Regions from separate parts of the Homo sapiens genome. Here region 1 is linked to region 2. Evidence: chromatin contacts called from ENCODE Hi-C or POLR2A ChIA-PET data. All regions are on one chromosome and are shown on one strand. The core of a region is the stretch at or near the end of the contact, and the rest is flanking DNA. Distances in the headings are between cores, read along the strand shown. Region 1 overlaps EPSTI1 (epithelial stromal interaction 1). Region 2 overlaps ENOX1 (ecto-NOX disulfide-thiol exchanger 1).

Region 1 (2,864 bases), core at 124-2,623, 400 kb before region 2:
TGCCCGGCCGAGACCCCGTCTGGGAGGTGAGGAGCGTCTCTGCCCGGCCGCCCCGTCTGAGAAGTGAGGAGACCCTCTGCCTGGCAACCGCCCCGTCTGAGAAGTGAGGAGCCCCTCCGCCCGGCAGCTGCCCCGTCTGAGAAGTGAGGAGCCTCTCCGCCCGGCAGCCACCCCATCTGGGAAGTAAGGAGCGTCTCCGCCCGGCAGCCACCCCGGCCGGGAGGGAGGTGGGGGGGTCAGCCCCCCGCCCGGCCAGCCGCCCCGTCCGGGAGGTGAGGGGCGCCTCCGCCCGGCCACCACCCCGTCTGGGAGGTGTGCCCAACAGCTCATTGAGAACGGGCCAGGATGACAATGGCGGCTTTGTGGAATAGAAAGGCGGGAAAGGTGGGGAAAAGATTGAGAAATCGGATGGTTGCCGTGTCTGTGTAGAAAGAAGTAGACATGGGAGACTTTTCATTTTGTTCTGCACTAAGAAAAATTCCTCTGCCTTGGGAATCCTGTTGATCTGTGACCTTACCCCCAACCCTGTGCTCCCTGAAACATGTGCTGTGTCCACTCAGGGTTAAATGGATTAAGGGCGGTGCAAGATGTGCTTTGTTAAACAGATGCTTGAAGGCAGCATGCTCGTTAAGAGTCATCACCAATCCCTAATCTCAAGTAATCAGGGACACAAACACTGCGGAAGGCCGCAGGGTCCTCTGCCTAGGAAAACCAGAGACCTTTGTTCACTTGTTTATCTGCTGACCTTCCCTCCACTATTGTCCCATGACCCTGCCAAATCCCCCTCTGTGAGAAACACCCAAGAATTATCAATAAAAAAATAAATTAAAAAAAAAAAAAAAAAAAAAAGAAAATCAGCTGGAGACCTCAACCTGCATTTTTAAGAGTCTGAGGGTCTTATTGGATTCATGCCTAGAACAGTTAGAGCCTAAAGGTATAAGGCTGTTGTCCATTGGCCACTGAGATGAGTCCTCAAGAAGAGGTAGCTACATTACAAATGGCCCACATTCACAGTTTATGAAAAGAAAGAATGCACAAGTATTTCCTGTACTTTTAATGTGATTCTCATGAAAGAGAATGCCAACCTAAAGCCATCTAAAGGGACTTGCCTATGAGGGCCATGTCAAGAACAATGGAACCCTAAAAGGAGTCTACCAAGAGCCAACAGTGAGGCCAAGCCCTGCCGACAGGAGAGGAAATCGTCTGTATCAGGGAAATCCAGGTGGGAGATGGGTAGCAGAGAGTGGGGGATGCTGAAAAACTCGAAGATTCCCAGGAAGAAGAACGAGCAGTCAGTGTAAACCTAGGCTCAAAGAAACAAGGATCACTGCATTACGAACCCCGAACTCTCTTATCTCCCTCCACTTCCCCCTTCAATCCCAGAAAGGTCAGAATCTGGGAACAGAGCCATGAATAGAGAAAAGTCCAGCCACACCCTGTTCTACTTGCTGGATTCCTACCTGAAACAGGCCTGGGTTAGAGCAGGGGAGAAGCTCTCATCTCCATTAGTAACAGAATTTTGATCAGTACCTAAGACTGAACATTAATTACTGAAATGAGACTGTTTTAGGCCTAGAATTAGCTAGGTCACTCTACTGTTTGAAAGAGACCAAAAAGCTTTAATTTCTTACATCATCCAAAAAGCCTGAGAAAGACTGTTCTCACATAGCCAATCTCAGGGGCCAAGCTAGGAAAGATTAAAGCTGTTTTCTGATTGTACCCTTCGAGTCTGGCTCATTTGCACAAAGGAGGCACTTGAGATTAGCCCTTTTCACGAAATACAGTGGGATGATGATAATATTACTATTACTTCCTCCCATTAAATAATTTCCAAATTAGATTATTTTTACCTATGTTCTTGGTGGGGGGGCAGGGTGTGGGGAGGGAACTTCTCTAAAACTATCACAACCGTAAGTGGCCCCTGACACAAGACATGCTTGTATTAACTAAATCTGTGGACACTGTGTGTCCAACCCTTTAAATTTTCGGCTGCTGATAGAAGAGAAAAAGCAAAGAAAAGATGTGAATGATTCCCATTAGGTGGCATCCCTTCTGAATGATTCAAACACCGGCAAAGGCGGCCCAGACAATTCATCACACTGGCAGCACCTGCTCCAGAGGCCCAGAGGTCTCTATCTGTAGAATAAAAACACAGGTGATGTTTCTCTTATACCCACCACCGGGTTTCCAGCTCACTCTCATCTCCCTCTTGGAACTGACTCTCCACTCCTTTTCTTCAGATTAACATTTAACTGCCATGATTAATATGCTTGTGCCAGCATTTACTCCCATCCTGACTAGTGCTATGACAGGGCATATGCAGCGCCCCAGGTAAGCTTTTTCAGAGTCAATCATCTAAGAGGCTCTAAATTATTTGGCAATTAAGCCATCACTGTGTTCCCATAGAACTCTGGCATTACAGGTTTGCTACTTGCAGAAAATCAGAAAAAAAAAAAAATACACACACACACACACACACACACACACACACAATTAAATGCATTCCACCCAAGCAGCACAATGACCAAACAAACTACAATGGACATTCACAGACAGACATATGCAAGCTGCTTACAGGATCCATAGGTGGCCCCGCCCTCCCTCATTCCGGCAGCGGCTGTGCTTGCTTACCTAGCCGTCTGGGCACCAGGTGAACCGGTTTAGCTCTGTTCTGCTCCTTCCACTTCTCCAGGTTGGCCAGCTCCTGCTCCGCAACTAAGCCAGGCGAGAAATATCAAATCGTCAATTATTAGACTTCTAAAAGAAAACCAGTCCCTTCAAAGCATAAGAAACAACTATTAGAAGGCAATTAACTATATGTGAGCATGAGTGAACAAGGCTTCCAGGTTAGAAACACAATATTC
Region 2 (3,034 bases), core at 334-2,833:
AAACAATGTGATTCTGATCTATAACCCCAAGAGGACTGCTGTCCCATTTATTAAAAACTCCATTTAATTTCATAGTGTATCAGTGTGACTTCAGTAAAAGGAGGATTTTTTTTTAAAAGAAAAGAACCCTAAATATAAATGACAAATAAGCATTTTCTTTCAAAGTAGTCACCCTGACATTCTAGGTACTTCCTCTACAATTATGGCTCTCAGTTTCTTCATCTGTAATATGGTACTGTTTGACTGGATTATCTCTTGGAGTGCTAGAATTCCAAGACTCCAGGATTCCATGCTGATGTTGCTCAGTACAAACTGACACACAAAAGACTTAAAGTTTTATAAGTGACAGAGATGACTCTGTTTATTCTGTCAATCATCAGAAAGTTTCACAAGTATGATTTCCATTTTACAGAAAAGAAAGTAAGGCTTAAAGTACTTAAGTAAAACTTCTAACATTCCAAATCAAACAGATGGCAGAGTCAGAATGAGGGCCCAGGTCTTTGCCTCAGTATTTAAACATGTATTAAATGTGACTATTTCAAAGTTTCCATCTAGAATGACCCAACATGATTACTCATCTAATACATGCCACTACTTCTTAAAATGTACTTTACCCTTAAAAAAATCAAGATGGGTCCTGCCGATCAATTCTAAAGAAGTTCCAGAACAGAATGGTTTTCAACATCATCATCATTAAAATAACATATTGGCCTCCAAGGTGAATATATTAGAAAAAGAAATATTGGCAATGGGAATATTGGCATGCTTGTGCTTTTATTTAATCTCATTCCGTACATCGGCTTCATCTGTTTTTTTCCTGGCCTGGCCCTCGCTATTATTTGCCAACACAGGATGATTTAAGGCTGAAACCACTCAGGACTGCAAACCCTGAAATGAGAGCCCTGTGAATTATAATCAGCAGATGTTTCCCACAAATGAGAAGAGAAGCCCAGTGCTTGCATTCTCTTTAGTTGTTAACAGACTTCTGTTTTCTTTCTGAAGGCTAAGTAAATAAATATATGTCCAGAAATGGGGACAGAAGATACCACTCTTGTACAACGTATTTTAATATACAGCAAGAGTTGCTTTGCTTTTTTCTGAGACATCAGTATGAGGAGACTATGAGGTTTAATGAAATCTGCATGGCAAGTGCAGTAGCTTGAAAAGAGCTTAGAAAGGAATTAACACGTAAATTATGTTGGACCTGAAAGGATTGGAGATTCAGTATTTGAGAGGAGAAAGTAAGGAAGGATTAGACTTTAAGAAAAAAAAAGAACCCATTACTTTTTTAACAATATATGTAAAGATGGAAATTGTTTTCTCTAACAGCACAGGAGCATATGATGTACTCGCTCATTAAAGCAAACGCACAAACTGAAAATCGAGGAAGACACAAACACAGGAAGACAAAGGGGAGAAGGCAGCGCAACCCGAAGAATCAGTTCCATGCCCTGTTAGGAAAAGCTGCCCCTGTGAGCTTCAGAGATAATGAGTTGTAATTCTACTCAGCGCAAAGAGGAGGACTGCTTAAATCACAGCAAGAAAGAATCCAATTACGTATACAGTAGAACTTTATCACAACTGTACTGAAATGACAGGAAGGAAGGGTTATTCATCACAGACCGTGGCCCTGTCTGGCTCCTCTCTGTGTTGCCGGCTCCAAGCAGAGACTGGCCACAGCCAAGGCTCGGCAAAGGTTTCTTTTTGGTTGTCTGTTCCCAGTTGGACGAGATGAAAACAAACAAAAAAAAATCCTGTTTACTGATTCACAGGCCAGTGTTTTATCAATTGGATGAGCATTTTTCAGAAGGCAGGTTGGGGCTTTGTGTTCAGGATTTTAGAGGCATGGCAGTTGAATTAATTAAAGCACTCATTCATTTGAATTAAAGATCCATTCAGCATTTCCTGGGCACGTATGACTGCCAGGATCTGGAGTTACAGAGGTAACAGTAGTAAGTTCCCCACTTGAGTTTGAGGAGAGGATAAAGGATGGGAACCAAACTCAGCAAAAGAGTCGGGACACATGAGCTGAGGCTCAGAGGACACAGAGAGAGTCCAGGAAGGGAATTGCTGGGAGAGAGCCTGGTAGGCCTGGGGAATTCCAAACAATTTTTCATGGCTCTTTCATGGTGTGCATCTGGCAGTGTGGCCACAATGTCTGGAGAGACTGCAGGAATTAGATCAGATCAGAGAGACCCTGCTGTTCAAGCTAGTGAATTTCAACTTTGCTCTCCCTGGAACTCAGAGTCAGAGATGCACCCTGCCAGGCCAGGGCTCCGGTGCCTGGGCCGCCCTTCCTCACTTCTTCTCTCTTTGTCTGCTGCCCGCTAGCCATGCCTTGCTCCTTTTCTGCCCTTTCTAGTCAATGCCTCAGTTAAGAGTCTCATATTTGAGATGAGAACTAGATTTCATTTGAAAGAAAGGCAGTTGAGGCCTCTTGCCAGGCAAGGCTGGGCATACTAACTAGGTTAGGTGTGGGCAGGGAGGAGGGACAGAGAGAAGTTGTCAGTACTAGGAACAAGTCTGGTCTGGAAGGAAGAACATAGCGTTTTAAGAAAATAATAAGAGAAAGAGGCAGTAATCAGGCTAAATGGCTGCATTACAGGTGTAGTCCTGGGCTGAGGGTGTCCTGACAAAGTGGCTGAACACAGAGATTATTAGCGCAGATAAAACACAGGTCCAGGTGGGGCAGCTGCCCAGAGGACTCTGTCTACAGGTCACAGGGCCTGCACCCCCTGGTCCAGGGTTCAGACCCAGCCCAGGGGAAATAAAGTTTGCAGGAACATCATGGAGTCATAAGTTGAGAAATACTAGGCCAATTGGCAGGTTACCTAAGCCAGGATTCAGGCAGGAGAAGCAAGACAGGATTCAGACAACAAAATAGAAGCCTGGGGTTTGGGGAAGGAGATAGACCCCTCAGTTATCAGATACGGAGCACAGGTCACAGCCTGACCAGCATAAAGCCTGCTTGGATGCTGAGTCTTAGAATGCAGGGCTCCAGAGCCCCCTTCCTCCCGCCTGACGCCAGATGGAC

Evidence for each region. Hi-C counts contacts between places; a loop is a spot of excess contacts on that map. ChIA-PET counts read pairs that join two places held with the same protein, here RNA polymerase II (POLR2A). Pooled maps may share reads with other maps.
Region 1: a map of ascending aorta shows a loop between it and region 2 (6-fold over the local background). The contact joins two enhancer-like sites. A Hi-C loop is called at or near these places in 1 of 168 maps with a recorded cell type or tissue (ascending aorta) and 4 of 50 pooled maps. POLR2A ChIA-PET finds 5 or more read pairs at or near these places in 1 of 52 experiments (SK-N-SH).

Annotation. Positions count from the first base shown.
Region 1 is chr13:42,966,463-42,969,326 of GRCh38, forward strand. It overlaps EPSTI1 (epithelial stromal interaction 1), which reads right to left. Exons shown (of 11, transcript NM_033255.5): 3 at 2,632-2,715. Among named protein-coding and RNA genes, the nearest start is that of EPSTI1, 24 kb to the right of the region's middle. Within about 2 kb of position 1,374, at least 3 of the 41 ENCODE cell types and tissues checked have a DNase peak (open chromatin) inside an H3K27ac peak, as active enhancers do.
Region 2 is chr13:43,362,813-43,365,846 of GRCh38, forward strand. The region is part of intron 5 of ENOX1 (ecto-NOX disulfide-thiol exchanger 1); the gene reads right to left. Among named protein-coding and RNA genes, the nearest start is that of ENOX1-AS2, 85 kb to the right of the region's middle. Within about 2 kb of position 1,584, at least 9 of the 41 ENCODE cell types and tissues checked have a DNase peak (open chromatin) inside an H3K27ac peak, as active enhancers do.